Regions from separate parts of the Homo sapiens genome. Here regions 2, 3, 4, 5 and 6 are each linked to region 1. Evidence: chromatin contacts called from ENCODE Hi-C or POLR2A ChIA-PET data. All regions are on one chromosome and are shown on one strand. The core of a region is the stretch at or near the end of the contact, and the rest is flanking DNA. Distances in the headings are between cores, read along the strand shown.

The links. A loop is a pair of places that touch in the nucleus more often than their neighbours do. ChIA-PET counts read pairs that join two places held with the same protein, here RNA polymerase II (POLR2A). Pooled maps may share reads with other maps.
Region 2: a loop to region 1 is called in a pooled map, with 4 times the contacts of the local background. The contact joins two enhancer-like sites. A Hi-C loop is called at or near these places in 5 of 37 single-sample maps with no recorded cell type and 5 of 50 pooled maps.
Region 3: a loop to region 1 is called in a map of endothelial cell of umbilical vein, with 5 times the contacts of the local background. The contact joins two enhancer-like sites. A Hi-C loop is called at or near these places in 1 of 168 maps with a recorded cell type or tissue (endothelial cell of umbilical vein) and 1 of 50 pooled maps. POLR2A ChIA-PET finds 5 or more read pairs at or near these places in 1 of 52 experiments (activated T-cell).
Region 4: a loop to region 1 is called in a map with no recorded cell type, with 11 times the contacts of the local background. The contact joins two enhancer-like sites. A Hi-C loop is called at or near these places in 20 of 37 single-sample maps with no recorded cell type and 6 of 50 pooled maps.
Region 5: a loop to region 1 is called in a map with no recorded cell type, with 15 times the contacts of the local background. The contact joins two enhancer-like sites. A Hi-C loop is called at or near these places in 6 of 37 single-sample maps with no recorded cell type and 4 of 50 pooled maps. POLR2A ChIA-PET finds 5 or more read pairs at or near these places in 1 of 52 experiments (WTC11).
Region 6: a pooled map shows a loop between it and region 1 (4-fold over the local background). The contact joins the promoter of GRAMD2B here to the enhancer-like site in region 1. A Hi-C loop is called at or near these places in 1 of 37 single-sample maps with no recorded cell type and 1 of 50 pooled maps. POLR2A ChIA-PET finds 5 or more read pairs at or near these places in 1 of 52 experiments (WTC11).

Annotation. Positions count from the first base shown.
Region 1 is chr5:125,410,866-125,413,429 of GRCh38, reverse strand. No RefSeq gene overlaps it. Among named protein-coding and RNA genes, the nearest start is that of LINC02240, 81 kb to the left of the region's middle. RefSeq lists an enhancer at 1,265-1,764. Within about 2 kb of position 1,294, at least 17 of the 41 ENCODE cell types and tissues checked have a DNase peak (open chromatin) inside an H3K27ac peak, as active enhancers do; they include endothelial cell of umbilical vein, where a contact is called at or near this core.
Region 2 is chr5:123,453,380-123,455,943 of GRCh38, reverse strand. No RefSeq gene overlaps it. Among named protein-coding and RNA genes, the nearest start is that of CEP120, 31 kb to the right of the region's middle. Within about 2 kb of position 1,268, at least 3 of the 41 ENCODE cell types and tissues checked have a DNase peak (open chromatin) inside an H3K27ac peak, as active enhancers do.
Region 3 is chr5:123,880,551-123,883,114 of GRCh38, reverse strand. No RefSeq gene overlaps it. Among named protein-coding and RNA genes, the nearest start is that of CSNK1G3, 370 kb to the right of the region's middle. Within about 2 kb of position 1,279, at least 2 of the 41 ENCODE cell types and tissues checked have a DNase peak (open chromatin) inside an H3K27ac peak, as active enhancers do; they include endothelial cell of umbilical vein, where a contact is called at or near this core.
Region 4 is chr5:124,056,099-124,058,662 of GRCh38, reverse strand. No RefSeq gene overlaps it. Among named protein-coding and RNA genes, the nearest start is that of LINC01170, 380 kb to the left of the region's middle. RefSeq lists an enhancer at 1,762-1,951. Within about 2 kb of position 1,267, at least 10 of the 41 ENCODE cell types and tissues checked have a DNase peak (open chromatin) inside an H3K27ac peak, as active enhancers do.
Region 5 is chr5:126,444,341-126,446,904 of GRCh38, reverse strand. The region is part of intron 1 of GRAMD2B (GRAM domain containing 2B); the gene reads right to left. Among named protein-coding and RNA genes, the nearest start is that of GRAMD2B, 22 kb to the right of the region's middle. RefSeq lists an enhancer at 880-2,079. Within about 2 kb of position 1,289, at least 10 of the 41 ENCODE cell types and tissues checked have a DNase peak (open chromatin) inside an H3K27ac peak, as active enhancers do.
Region 6 is chr5:126,422,095-126,424,658 of GRCh38, reverse strand. GRAMD2B (GRAM domain containing 2B) reads right to left here and starts at 1,250. Exons shown (of 14, transcript NM_023927.4): 1 at 970-1,250. The coding sequence starts at 1,052. RefSeq lists a silencer at 1,146-1,275.

The DNA.
Region 1 (2,564 bases), core at 45-2,544:
TTTTAGGAACAAAGGATTTTTTTCCTCGTGCTTTGTTTTCCCAGTCTTGAATTAATCACAGCTGTCTTTCCCCAGCAAAGGTTATTTTTATCTAGCATGCTTTAAATTAAAAAACAACAAAAACAAAGGGAGCAATCTGATGTTCTTCAAGCTCCCAGAGCCCTTGCACAGAAAAAGAAGCATTTGCTCTGTGCAGCTAAGAATCCAGCTTTTAATTCTATCTTTTCTTGTGTTTACATAAACTTTCGTTTGCATTTCAGAAGCCTTATGGAAAGATTCCTGTGGCTGACCCAGGAGTAGTGGTGAATTTCTCCATCAAGTGAGTATTGATGAGCTGCAAAGTTCAGTGAACAGGAAAATTCTGCTCCTTTTATTGCCAATGTGACAGGTTACTTTATTACCATGCCTTTCACAGCAATTTAACAGTTACCCTGGTAACGGATTCAGTGAGGTAATGGGATCACAGGCATTGGAGCGGAGGCAGGCTGGCCGCTCGGCGCAGCCATCTGCTGGCTGCTGTTCCGGAGGCTGTCTGCCTGGAGGAGCCCTGACAGTCACGGGGCCTGCATGGCAATGAGCAGGTGAAACCGCAGGCCTGCCCTATTTAGCTGTACTCTGGTGATTTGTCTTTCTAATTCTATTGAAATAATCATCAGGATTTGTTTCTGATTAATTAACTAACCTTTTGGTAAAAAGATTAGATAACGAAATTGCTGCCTATTCAGAGATAATGAGATTTTTATTACTCTGTCAAAGGAAAAAAAGTACATTTATGTGTCACCAGCCGCTGTGTCAAGAGGAAAAAAAAAAAGAGAGATTTCAGTCTTTGTCGAATGTGTATATTCCTCAACAGACGAAGGGTGTGCTTAATTCTGTAGGAACTCCCCAGCCTCGTTTGACGCCTTTAGGAAGAGTTTTTAAAACAGCAAACAAAGTAATAAACACATTTAGGCCAATAGGCTTTTGGGGAGGGTGCTAATTTGTTTTAAAATGTCTCCTAATGGGAGAGAAACGCTTGGGAGTCTGGGGAACTTGCCTGTACTGTGTGGGTGTATTTATGTAAGTGTGAGAGTGTGAAGAAAGCAGTAAAATCTCCGTGCGAGGCTTTAAAATGACATATGTAGACAGGCTGCTTTTCCTCCGCACTACAGATATGTCTTCGACTTGCAGTACATTTGTCTTCTGGCAGGAGCTGCACTCGGGCAATGGGAAGGGGAAATCATCCGAGCTTAGCAGGCTGGGAGGTCACCTGTGACTGTCACAGGTAGGCTGCCTTAGGAAATGAATTATTCTGACTGGCGGTGAGTAAAAAGGGAAGCAGCCCTTCTCCTGTTTCACTCCAAGACACGCAGCCAGTCAATTTAACCTTTTCTCTTAAGAAGTCACAGCTCAATCCTTTGTTAAGGGGGACTTTCATTTTCTCACTCCTCTGTGCCTTCTTCAATGCTGTGATGCCAAGAAAAAAAAAAAAATACCAACCCCGGGAAAAGCGCTTCCCTTGGATAAAGAGATGCCAAATGCGCCAAATAGGCTGTGTGAGCCAGGCAGCATTGGAGGGAACAAAGCGCAGTATATTTCCAAATAAAACTTCAAAGAGCTACAATATTGTTTTAATTACTAAAACCTGAGGAGGAAACACAGTGCATGTCTCTTCCTTCAATGCAATGAAACGGAGGAGTGGGAGAAAGGGCCAAGTGGCAGGCTGGGACCCAGCTGAGCATTTTGTGAAAGTGTATTTGTGTCACTGTCTTTTCAGAGTCAATGAGACACTTATGTTTCTTGTGATATCCTGTGGCCTTGGCTGCCTCCGTTTGTGTGTGTATGAAAATGAAAAGATTTCAAGTTCTAAAAATGGAAGTTTCTATTCTGAATTTCGTATGGTTCACAGACAAGTTGCAACAGACCAAAGGAAAAAAAAAAAAGAAAGAATGTGCAGGGGATCAAATGTGAACATTCCAGAGCCCACTTTCCTGTCCTGCCTGGCGTTCCCACTCTCCTTCCCCTCTTTATTCCAGTTCCTCCTGCACCTCCAATTGCCAGCTAACAGGCTCCATTCCTGATAACAGATGCTTGACAAAGAAAGAGAAATAAGACATTAAAAAAGAGTAGACTGCTGCTGGGGGTGGGGATTTGATAGCACATTGCCAATGGCTTTTTACAGGAACTTGCTCTCCCTGGCTCACTACCAAGACAGGGAAAGAACAGGGCGGGGGAGGGAGCCTTTGTCCTCAAACTCCCAGTGAAATATAGGGTTAATATTAGCAATTATTATTAAAATTAGCCAAATGTTATTAAATGATCTTTGTATAGAAGAATAAGTATAGTTTTCCCTTTGGCAGACAATGACATCTGCAGCTCTACATTTTCATGAAATGACTATACTTAACAAAAACATTACTTCATTTTCATGGTATTTCTTTTGTGCCTAGGAGCAACCCTGTAATTGTTCACTTCAATTACAACATTACTATTTTAAACCGAAACCCATTTTATCTGCATGCCAGCTTTTTATTTGTTTTACCAACTATATCTATTTCCATTACTGCAAGGCTGATGGTTTGTCT
Region 2 (2,564 bases), core at 19-2,518, 2.0 Mb after region 1:
ATTGAAATGCCAATAGGAATTTGACAGTGATGGACACCCTAGTGGCCTCATAATGAAGTTTGCAGATCGGGTGCAATATCTCCACTTCTAGTTGCACAAGACTGAAAAATGGTTATAATTATCCTTCTTTGCATATGTTCAAGCACAGTATGGTATTGCAGGGTGCTGTCTCTTAAAATTGTGAAACTGCAAGTCATGGTGTTTTCAGAAGACTCGGTGAATATTGGTTTATACCTTTTAGTTCCTAACTACTTGAAGCTTCCCTGTGAGCTGTATCAGAGAGGATGGATAACCAAAACAGAAACATTTGAACTCTCTGAATAACTGGGGTAATTCCTTTATGAGCTTTCTTTTTCCTTTTAAAATTTGAAAATAATATATACCATCCTATATCACACACTCTGGTTTTATGTTAAAACAAGCAACCTGATTTTTCAATGCATATTAAATATAAATATTTGCAAAGGAATATTAGTGATAATGATGATGGGGCAGTCGTGATGGTTTTGGAAAGTTTGTATGTGAACAATAGACCTTTCCATTTATATATATATATATATATATATATATCACTTTCTGGTTTCAGGCTGCTACTGCTATTTATAGTCTACCCTTGATGGTAAGCAGATGTCTCTACTCTTAATCTCTTTCCGTAGCCTTTGTTTCAGGCAAGCTGGCTCATTTCTAATTGTTCCACACTGGGCTAATCCATCCCTTTTGCTTACAATATGCTTGAATGGCACATGGTTAGATGCTGCTACAACGCAGATATTAGGGAATCCCTACATAGTGCATTCTGTGAACATTCCCTGCTCATTGGCATTACATAAAAATGCCCATTATTGAAATGCAGAGATAAATAGGGTTCCAGAACCAAGTGACTACTAGTGCTTCAGGACCTTACTATTTTCTATTAAAGTTGATTCAGAGATAAAGCTCACAAAACTGGAAACACCACCAGATGGGACATCAACTGGAGGTTAGATGTACTTCAGGATATATTAGCAACTGTAATCACAAATTGTTCAGCTATATATTCATAGTAGAAAAGATTATTAGTGGATCAGGGATTCCTAATCATCAGAGTGTGTGGCAGATTAATGTGAAGAGAAGGTTTACAGCCAGGCTTCAGATTATTGTGTACAGCCTGCAGCCAACTGTATCTCTACTATGCCTGTAGTAACAGTGGGTATACATACTTGTGCATATAAACATGACTCATCAGAAATGTCCTGCAGAAAAAAAAAAAATAGTTCGCCATTCCTCACTACTTGTAAACCTACATTTTTCCCTTAGAGTTTCATGTAGATTAATTTCCTTTTCTGTCTACCATTCTAACTCTCAAAGAAAAAGCCTTCTAGGAAATATAAATCAGTGGGTTGCCTCAACTGACATAACACTGAATTGAGAACTTTATCAATAGTTGATATTATGGAGACATTTAGTACTTTTGAGGGAAAGTTGTTTAAGGAAGTAGATACCCATGGGACTATCTTACTAGCACTGCATGCATTTCAGGCTTTTACTGTGCTCAATCAGTAATGTGTTAAAATCACAAAAGCATATGGAAAGCTTTACTTTGTTTAGGAAATATGTTTACTGAATACAGTGCAGGCATATACAGTTGCCCAAAAGGGAAAACTAAGAGGAGATTCTGTTTGCTGATTGCTTAAAGGGGGTTTCAGGATTTTATTAGCATCTTTATGTAACCAGGAAAGGGGAATCAGAGTCCTGGACTGAGCCTAAAGTAAGATTTAAGCCCATTCAAACATGTCTGAGGAACTTTTAAGCAGGACTTTCATGAGTCCATTTGCCAGAGAGTTGCTCTTTGAAAAACGGGAGAGGTAGGGAGGTTTTGTGCCTCAGGTATCCCTGTTTCATAGCCAGGGCCCCAAGCGTGAAGTTTAAAGAGAAAGGCGTAGTAGGCATGAAGCATCGAAGCAAATTCCCTAAAGCACTCAAGGGAGTAGAATGTGGCATCAAGAGGCAGGAGGCTAAGTATTCCCTTCCCTTCTGGGTGGAAAAGACCTTGGCTTTGGTACAGTAAGACTCCTGGAAATCCAATGTTGGGAGCATCTAGGGGAGGCACCCTGGTGTGGCTAGACATTAGCCTTGTCACAGGACCAGCAGCAGGGGAGGTAAAACGTACCCTCAGGTAGCTTAGGCAGGATCTGAGTTTTTGTAAGCCCATGAAAACCTTAAATGGGGAATCCAGACATATATTGGTAAGACTTTAAGTGGGGCAGAATTCCTGAAATCACAGGCAGGGGAATGAACCAGTGTTCTCCCCTCAATATTAGCCTATGTGCAATAATGACCACAGACAACATTTCTTCTGAGCATCTTACAAGTCCTAAATCATCGCCTTTCTAAGTTGGATACTATTATTATCTTAAGGGTTTTTTTTTAGATGATAAAACTGAGACGCAGAAAAGTTAAATGACTTACCTAAGGTGACACAGTAATAAATATAGAGCCCAAAATCAGACCCACCCAGACAATCTGACCCCAGACTTCTCTCTTTACCCCTTTACTATACTGCCTTGCAGTATTAAACACACTGG
Region 3 (2,564 bases), core at 30-2,529, 1.5 Mb after region 1:
TATAGATTTATTGAAAAATGGATGTTGCAAGCAGGGGGTGTTAAATTTCTTCCTCTAAATCATTGTTAGAAGAACAAGCTTAGATTTCTGCTTCAGGATGAAAATCCTAACTGTTGGAAGAGAGAGAAATTTTCAAAATCACAGGTAGCCGGCATTTCTAACTTTCATTTCAAAAGCATTAAACCACATACTTACCTCTAGCTCATCTTGCAATAAGACAGCATGACTACACTTGCTTTTAATATCCTCTACACAAGATTCTTCCGTGATTTTTAATTTAAAGAAAATGAGCCCTTTACTGACAGCTCGATAACCTTTCCCATGGGAACAACAGAAAAAGGTTTCCCGTTCACAGCACTAATGAGCAGTATATAATAGCCAGCTTCTTTAAATGGTGTAGTAAATATATCTTTATTAACAAACATTATGTATTATGTGTTTCTAGATCACAATATTTAAGAATAACCTTTTAACGAAGTGAATAAATAAGCCATAACAGGTTTCTTGCCCTTTACTAAGCAAAATATCAAGAACTTCTGCAAGGGCAGAGGTTAAGTGACTCTTTTATTTACTAATGATAAAGTTAATTGCATGAAACCTAATTCCACCCAGTTGGAAAAAGAATTTTTCTTTTAACACTTGACCCTCACAGTCATTTTTGAGAAATATTGCAATTCTTCAAATGAAGCTTACCCTCATCTCGCCCAATAGGTTTAACTATTGCAAGCAAAGCACTGGCTATATTCCATTTATAATGGCTAGCTAGGAACAGTAAATGTCTACTTCTTACCAGGGCTGCTCAGAGTAGCAGTTTTAATATCATTTAATAGTAAATATTCTTTATTATTCTTTTCACTGTGAACTAACCAAGTGGCACAATTCTGTGGCTAATTATAAAATCGCCTACATTACAGAAGAATTAAAACAGCAAATGAGTCATCTGGAGAGCTGCCATGGTTTTTCTAAAATTCTACACACACTGCACGTGAATTTTAATATGTAATTTTAATTACACAACTCTTCCCAGCAAACTCTTCTCATTACTTAGGCAGTGTGTGTGTGTTTCTTTTACCTTGATTACAAAGTCAAACCATTTTAGCTGAAATTAAAAATATCTGTGTATTTATAGAGAAAACAGAGGGTTGTGTTTTGATAAAGCCTCCAGAGGAGGAGGGCAAAACTTAACCCTGTAAGGAAGGAAGGCTGCCTGGTCTTCATATCAGACAGCGGCTAAGGAAATCCTAAGAGAGTTTGTTACATGAACCAGTGGGTTGAGGCAACCTTTAACGTACAGGAAACTGGAGTTAATTAAACTGTTACCGGGATCCTATCTATCATCCTAGCGTGTGCTCTATCCCAAGTCCATTTACATTTTAGAATTGAAAAAATGTTCTCAGGACTGTTGATAAACCATGTTTACTGTCTCTATTGATTTGCTACTTTTGCATAACCTTTATGTTTTAATTATCTTATAGTATTTCTTGAAGGCTCTTCTGTAGCGGTTGCTATCTGATTAGACTTTACTGGCAATTATTAAACACTAGGAGTACACCTTTTAATGGATTAATCTGCTTCAAAGTTATAAGATGACTACAGGAGTGAAACTGCCAGGAAAAAATAATGTCACCTTACTCAGTGCTATTTTCAAGCCACAGTTATTGTGTTTACTGTAGAGGAGATATGCTCAGATTATATGTGTGGAATCAGGGGAAGGGTCTTTTACATATAGTATGTCTGACACGGCATCTACCATTAATCATTAATCATATAATCAAAATACAAATTTAAAATCTCATGAATTAGCATTCTGTGAAAGAGCTAGAGTTTGACCTTTTTCTGATAATAAATATTTTTACTGAATGAAATTTTTGTTCATTGTAAATTAGAATTGCACAATGTATGTTTATTTCTTCATTTTAACTAACATTTACTGAGTACTTACAATGTATCAGGCATTGTACTAAGAGCTCATTACATGGATCACCTCATGATCATGGACTACATTAGCCCCATTTTACACATGAAAAGACAGAAGCACAGAGAGGTTAAGTAGTTTGCCTCAGGACACACAGCCTACAAGTATTTCAGTACTACAAGTATTACAGCCTGCAAGTATTGGAAACCCAACAGATTTCCAACTTAAAGTATTTGATTCTAGAACTCTGTAGCTTTACTACTAGGCCATACCCTATGGGATATATTTCAGTAATGGAACCCAAATACCACTAAATGAAGAATGACCAGGTCATGTTATGCTTTTAATATTTTAATATCTAAATACTTGCCCAGAGCTTTAATTTGAAGATCCAATTATGACAAACTGGATTCCAAAATTCAAAATAGCTCAGACCCAATTATAATATTGTTTAAAGTTTATGTGCATATATTCTATTTCAAGAAGCTTGACCATTCTGAATGGATTTCTGTAAGAAGATATAACAAGAAAAATTGATTAGATCCTGTCTGCACTTCTAAAACAAACAAAATATGATCCTGAATTTGCTGATTTACCACTATTATCTCAAAGCCAAACATTAACATCAGGAAACATATAGTATTTATCT
Region 4 (2,564 bases), core at 18-2,517, 1.4 Mb after region 1:
TCTCAGAATGTTATTTGGAAATAAGATCTTTGCAGATGTAGTTATTTAAAAATCTCAAGACGAAATTATCCCAGATATAAGGTGGGCACAAAGTTCAATGACAGGTATCCTTATAAAAGAGGAAAGGACACAGAGACCCAAGAAGAAGGCCATGTGGAAAGAGGGGCAGAGTTTGCAGTTATGTTGCCACAAGCCAAAGAACACCAGGAGCCACCACAAATTGGGAGAGGTAAGGAAGAATTCTCCCCTAAAGTCTTTGGAGGGAGCATAGTCCTGCTGACGTCTTGATTTCAGACTTCTGGCTCCCAGTGTTATGAGAAAATAATTTCTCGTTTTTAGACACCAAATTTTTTTATTATTTGTTATGGCATCCATATGAAATGAATACACCAGTGAAGCTATAAAGTATGAGAAAGTGGGGAGAAAGCTGAAAACTCTAAGAAATGACTTTGCTGGAGAAGGGGAAGTTCATGTCAAAGTTCATTAGCATTGAGATAAAAAAGATCAGTGCTATTCCCCATACACTGTACATTCTCCCTTGTGCCTTTATCCTAATTAATCAGATGCTGACCAGGCTTTGTATATTATCTGATGGCCATTCTCAGGAAAAGCAAGGATTTGCTGAGCTTTTGCACTTTTCTGAGATGGGGAAGGCACTGAGAAAAAGGGCGCATGACGATTTTACTACAGAAATTCTGCAGTGTGATTTGGCATCATGACAATTTGGCCATCTGCTTTGTGGAGGGAGTCCAGCACCATCAACGAGACAGTGTAATTTCTGTCACTTCTTAGAGAAGCATCCTTGTAACACAACAGTCCTTTGGTGGGTTCATTGTGTGGCAGTGTAAATTTTCATGACTAGGGTCCTCGTCCATCCTGGTTTGCCTCAGACAGCCCCAATTTATGCCTGTTGTCCTGGCTGAATTAATTACAGCCCTCCCTTTTTCACTTTGAAAAGTGTCCCTGTTTGGATGATAAATTATATAGCCACCTTAGCTATGACACAATCTCTCATTAAAAAAAAAAAAAAAAAGCTGTAAAGCTTTGCAAATTGATTTACTTTCATTTTCTTGCCAACCCCACAAGATTACTTACAATGTTTTGGAAATAGTAATTACATTTTTTTTTAAAGAGAGTTTTGCCTGGGAGTTAGAAAAGGGAAGTTCAAAAAGGGAAGTCTATGCTGTCTGTTTCCTAAAGACTGTTTCGCTCCTCCACAGCAGGTGCCCCCACCAGTGCCTCCCTACCCGCTCCCAGCTTTGGTGGCAGAGCAATGCCTCTATCCAGTGAAAGGAATTTGGCTGCTTCAGCAAGGTGACAACTGCACACATCCATATCTGCAAGGCAGGTGTAAGCTGGCATTTTGCCCAAGTCTAGCCAGACAGCTTCATAAATCCTGCCCTTACCACAGCCCGAATTACTTTTCATGACACAAAGCCAAGCTGTGTTATTCACCTAATGCCCCGATTTACAGTTCCCAAGACAAAAGAACATACAGATAGAGTTTCAGGGCTCTGTTTGCCTTCACGTTTATCTAAAGGTCAGTTTCAGGTCACGCTCAAGAAACCTGACAAATGGTGGTGAATAAACCTAAAAATAAATTAAATGCAAGTGGGAAACTTAAGCATTCCTTATTCTTGTGCCAAAAGAAAACTCAACCCAATTGACATTCTTTTAATATCTGAGATAAACAGCTGTTCTCTTATTCATGGCATCGTAGGGAATTATCATGCTCCCTTCAGCTCCTGCGCACATGTACATGTGTGTGCTTCCACATAAGGTACCCACATGTACACACATACACACGTCTCGGCGCAGTTCCCGTTTAGGTATTTGTTCTTGTGTCTTTAAGGACCTGAGTTCATGGAAGACTTGAGGGTCCTCAGAGTGAGAACTGCTCTTATCTGGAACAGTGCTGTGGTTGCCCAGGAGTACCACTCATGTCCTGCCAGGCTCAGGGGCACTAGGACGTCAAGCAGAAATCTCATCACTCTATGAACGAGAAAATCAGACCAACAAATGCCGGTCCTTGGAGAGAGATAATTGCTCATATGCCAGATTCATGAAGGTGAGAGTTGAGCAGTTAACCTGAAGAATGCTTCATGCAAATAGGCTTAGAACTGCGGAACAAGAAAGTGCTGGAGCCCCACCAACTGAAAATACCTCTGCAGAAACCTCAAGACCTCAACAGTCCATTGCCGAGTTGTTGGCCATGACAGGGCTTCTAGAGCAGCACTTAATTTACCCTTGGTAATTCTAAGGAAAATGATAGACAACAACAAAAAACCCACCTTCTGCCCTTCAGAAAACTGCAATAGACTTTGAGATCTACCCCACTATGCTGTGTTTTTCTATATGTAAACCTTCTCTATGATGTAGATTTTCCTTCCTCCCACTCCATCCCCAAACCCCCAGCCTCGCTTTTCTATTCACAAGATTGGGACAGAAATTTCACTAAGAGAAGTAAGACACTGCTGGAGAAGAAACACACTGAGCCCATCACATTTCACAGTGGGTTTGTAAATTCCAGCTGCCTCTGTTAGGGTTACAGAACAAGCCCAGAG
Region 5 (2,564 bases), core at 40-2,539, 1.0 Mb before region 1:
AAAGAGGATTGCTTTCCTTCATTTTATGCCTTCTTGGAAATGGAGAAGTTTCCAGGAGAAGAATCTGTATTCCATGGTCTGTGGCTTCCTAAGAGTAGCTCAAGTCCCAGTTTCTGGGAGTGGCATCTTCATAAGGATGTTTATCATATTTCAGTGTCTTAGTAAGGGCCCCAGTTTCCTCGCCTCCACACCAAATCCTCCTCCCTCAGCCTGTGTCACAGAGCTGCTCTCCGTCACACCTTACTCAAATTGAGAACACATAGGTTTTTTTTTTTTTTTTTTTTAATTTTTAAAAGCTTGGGGAATGTAAACATTTTCTACATGACTAATGAAGCTAGGCATTGTAGATAAGAGAAGCAGTGAATGTTTTAAAATCAGTCACGGTTACTGCTGGATTTTATTAGAAACACTCAGACTGGTCTAGTTTTGGGGGGTTAATATGAAATTTATAGCACAGCTGAGTAAATAAGGGTATCCACTTATTTTCAGAAATGATTTTTGAAGTTTAAACCACTTACTATGAACATTTTATAACATAGAAAACAGGTACAAAGTAGATAGAATAGTATAAACAAGGCAATCTTGTTTCATCTATATACCTGTAGCCCACCACTCCTACCTCCTACTGGTTTTGAGACAAATCCCAGACCACACTATCTTTTCATCTGTAACTATTGCAGTGTATAACTCTACAAGATAAAGATTCTTTGAAAAAATAAACACAATACCAATATCAAACCTTAAGGCTAAAAATTGTAATTGATTTTTAAAAAAATGAGTGAAATATGGCTGTTTTTCAGGGAAACTATTAGCACAATGTAGTAGTATTTAGGATTGGAGTGGACTAAAGCATCTCTAGGCACACTGTTGGGTATCTGGTTACCCAGTAGGGGACTTGGGAGAGTTCCTGTTCTCACACTAGTCCACATGGCTCTTGCTAGCACAGCAGTAGGAGCTGCCTACTTTGACATCACCAGGTACCAGGACCCCTTTTCTCTTGCCCTTCCTGCTCTGGCTATACTGGAGAGAGGAAGAAATGGAAATGCCATTCCCCAATCTCAACACCTGAGTCAGATTCGGCTCTCTTGAAGCTGAAGAAGAGAGATTCCCAATGACACGAATCAGCATGAAAGGAATTATGGTTGTGAACAGAATGTATCAAAGTGGGTGGTGTCCATGACTCTAGGTGGGATGATGGAGTCACTCTGCATCCTGTCTGTGCCTCAGGCTGCAGCTGCTTCTCTTTAATCTGCCCTCCCACCCCCTCCTCACCCCCCACTCCCCACCACATACCCAAGAGACAGTGAGAGAAACCTGAGCAGCAGCAGACATGGGGTGATGTGATATCCAGGCTGCCCACTTCCTCTGGCCCGTCAATACTTTGTGTCAGCAAGTCCTCAGGCTGTGCTGGCCCTCAAGATTGTCTGGATTTTTCATATGAAAAAAAGCTCAACATCACTGATCATTAGAGAAATACAAATCAAAACCACAATGAGATACCATCTCACACCAGTGAATGGCGATTATTAAAAAGTGAAGAAAAAACAGATGCTGGCAAGGCTGCAGAGAAAAAGGAACACTTTTACATTGTTGGTGGGAGTGTAAATTAGTTCAATTATTGTGGAAGAGAGTGTGGCAATTCCTTAAAGACCCAGAGGCAAAAATACCATTTGACCCAGTAATCCCATTACTGGGTATGTACCCAAAGGAACAGAAATCATTCTGTTATAAAGATACAGGCACAAGTATGTTCACTGCAGCATTATTCACAATAGCAAAGTCATGGAATCAACCCAAATGCCCATCAATTATAGAGTGGATAAAGAAAATGTGGTAAATATACACCATGGAATACTACGCATCCATAAAAAAGACTGAGATCATGTCCTTTGCAGGAACATGGATGGAGCTGGAAGCCATCATTCTCGGCCAACTAATGCAGGAAAAGAAAATCAAACACCGTATGTTCTCACTCTTAAGTGGAGGTTGAACGATGAGAACACATGCACACAGGGAGGGGAACAACACACACTAAGCCCTGTCAGGAGAGGTGGGAGGGAGAGCACCAGGAAGAATAGCTAATGGATGCTGGACTTAATACCTAGGCAATGGGTTGATCTGTGCAGCAAACCACCATGGCACCCGTCTACCTATGTAACAAACCTGCACATCCTGCACATATACCCTGGAACTACAAATAAAAGTTGAAGAGGAGAAGAAAAGAAAAGATTGTCTGGGTTTTCATATGAACATCCTCATTTATCTTGGAGACTTTACAAGGTTTGTAACAATTCTGTATAGATCTAAAAAATGAGCAGTACGTTTGAAACAAAATATGGAATTCTAGGTACAAAAATCAGCTCTCAAAAGTATTAGATTCTCTGAATTGATCAATCATAAACATATACTTCAAAGGGCACCTGTCCCCTTATCTTTGCAAAAGGTTCTTGCCAATTCTTAGAACAAAAAATCTGCGGAATTCAGTTCATAAAAAATGGCTTTTACAAAACAATAATTCATAACATCTCCTTGAATGGCTTCAGATACCAAATAGGCAAGTTACC
Region 6 (2,564 bases), core at 1-2,500, 1.0 Mb before region 1:
GGAGCAAGTCATTCTAATCCTCTTAGAAGAAATGTCCATGGGGACACCCAGACTTCAACAAGACTTTGAGCCTAGTGATAATTAATGTAAGTTATGAAGTTCAAAACAGAAGTTAGACCGGGTTTCTAAGCACAAAAATTTGGCAACTTAAAATGATTTCAAAGTGGAATTATCACATCAGTATAACCTTATGATAATACATATCCCTCCTTCCTAAATTACTCATATCCTGATACCAGAACAAGAGTTTTAGAGCTCAGAAGGGTTAGTGTCTAAAATCATAGACTGAATTAGAAGTGACTTCAGTAGGCTTAGAAAATACCACTTTGTAGGAAAAAAACAACCTCTCCTCCCAAACCAATTTTACCAAAGACTGCAAAATAGATAAATATTTTAAAAGTAGAGAAGACTCAATTATAGGCTAAACTCTTTATCATACCTTGTCTGTGTGTTTAATGTGGCAATGGTCACCAAAGTCCCTTGAAGTACAGTAATATTCATTTGTGCCTCCCCCATCCCCACTCTGCTCTTGAAGTTCCAGAAGGGCAGATCCAAAATAACATTTATCCTTGTATTGCCCATCGTTATTGAACAAGTAGATACTCAATTATTTGCTGAACTAAAATGAATTTGTGAAAATGGTCATTCTAAACGAAGGGCTGTGTTGGGACTTTGAGCTTCAATGTGGTTAGGCTTATTTTCTACAAAATTATTTTCCCAACATCCAGTGAGTTTTGAATTAAGAGAATTTGTTTAAATCCTACAGTAGACTTTTCAATCAATCTAAACCATCTCCTTAACTGAATATCTAGACAGAGAGAGAGAGTGAGAGACAGAGAGAGCGCGCCACAAGATTGTCCATATAGGAGCTCCAGAAATCCGCATCCACCCAAAATGCGTCCCGGGGCAGAGAAGTTTAGGCTGCGCTCCTCCCACCTCCTTGGATGGGTCCCAGCTGAGAATACTCACTGGGCTGAGCCAAGTTTGCTCTCCCTCTTCCCGAGCACTTTCGCAGGCTTTGTGTCTTCCACATCTTGCTGTAGTTCAGTCATCGGGGCCGTGTCTGGAGGGCACCTTCAGACTTCCGCGCGCCTGGCTCTGCCCCGGCTCGTCCCGGCTTCTAGGTCCGGGTGCGCAGGCCAAGCAAGCGGCGCCGTGCCCTCCCCTGCACCCTCCGCCCAGCGCATCCAGGCCGGGCCGCGCCAAGCTCCCGGGGCCGCGGACCTGGACACGTCGGAGCGGGCGCGATTGGTCCGACCCACTGTGGAAAAGCCGAGAGGGAGGGAAGGGGAGGGTCGAAGCGAAGTGACAGCCTCTTTCCCCAACCCAGGAGGCAGAGAAGAGAAAAAGGAAACCTGTTGAACGAGTCTTTCGGGAGAGGAAGCTAATTGGCCAAGCAGGTGGAACATTTGCCTAAGAAGGCACAATCTGTTTAGCCTCCTGGTAAATTAAGCTTTTTGTTTTCTATCCCGACTGTAACAGGGGGATTTTTAGAGGGCAGCCGGCTCTAGATACCGGAAATGGAGACGTCTGAGTGGGACGCCCTGTCACACAAATGCGCTGTGTGGGCTGGCCTATGCCCCATCCTAAATTATTCAAACAGGATATTGCTTCATTGAGGGACTGCCTCTTCTGCTTAAACAATAGGTCTGCTCAATTTTTTATGTGGGAATAACAAAGGTAATAAGTAGTTGCCTTTGGTGGTGTTTTGGTTAACCCTTCATCGTTCTGGGGTGGGGGGGGTGGTTAGAGGGGCAAAGAAGAAGCAACCATCAAAATCTTCAAATATTGGGTTATGACTGTTCTCATCAAAATCAAAATTGGTGTTTGATAATTCCCAAGCCGTCTCTTTGTTGCCCATAGTTGTGCAAGTACCTTATTTACTATGCACTCAACCAGTACCGTGAATGCCTCTTCTTCCCACCTTTTGGTGACATTTTGACTTGCCTGTTCTAAGGTTTTGTATTGGAAGCATTCACTCATTCATTCATTGAACAAACTTTTGAGAGCTACAAAGTTCCAGGCATTGTTCTCAATCAGGGGTGTCCAATCTTTTGGCTTCCCTGGGTCACATTGGAAGAAGACGAACTGTCTTGGGCCACACATAAAATATACTAACACTAAGGATAGATGATGAGCTTTAAAAAAGGTCTGTGCAGGGGCCAGGCACGGTGGCTTACGCCTGTAATCCCAGCAGTTTGGGAGGCCGAGGCGGGTGGATCATTTGAGGTCAGGAGTTCGAGACTAGCATGGCCAACCTAGTGAAACCCCATCTCTACTAAAAATACAAAAATTAGCTGGGTGAGGTGGCGCAGGCGCTTGTAATCCCAGCTATTTGGGAGGCTGAGGCAGGAGAATCACTTGAGCCTGGGAGATGGAGGTTGTGGTGGGCCAAGATGCACCACTGCACTCCAGTCTGGGCAACAGAGTGAGACCCTGTCTCAAAAAAAAAAAAAAAATCCGTGCATAAATGTCACCATGTTATAAGACAGTTTATGAATTTGTATTGGGCTATATTCACAGCTGTTCTGGGCTGCAGGTTGGGCAAGCTTGTATAAACATTG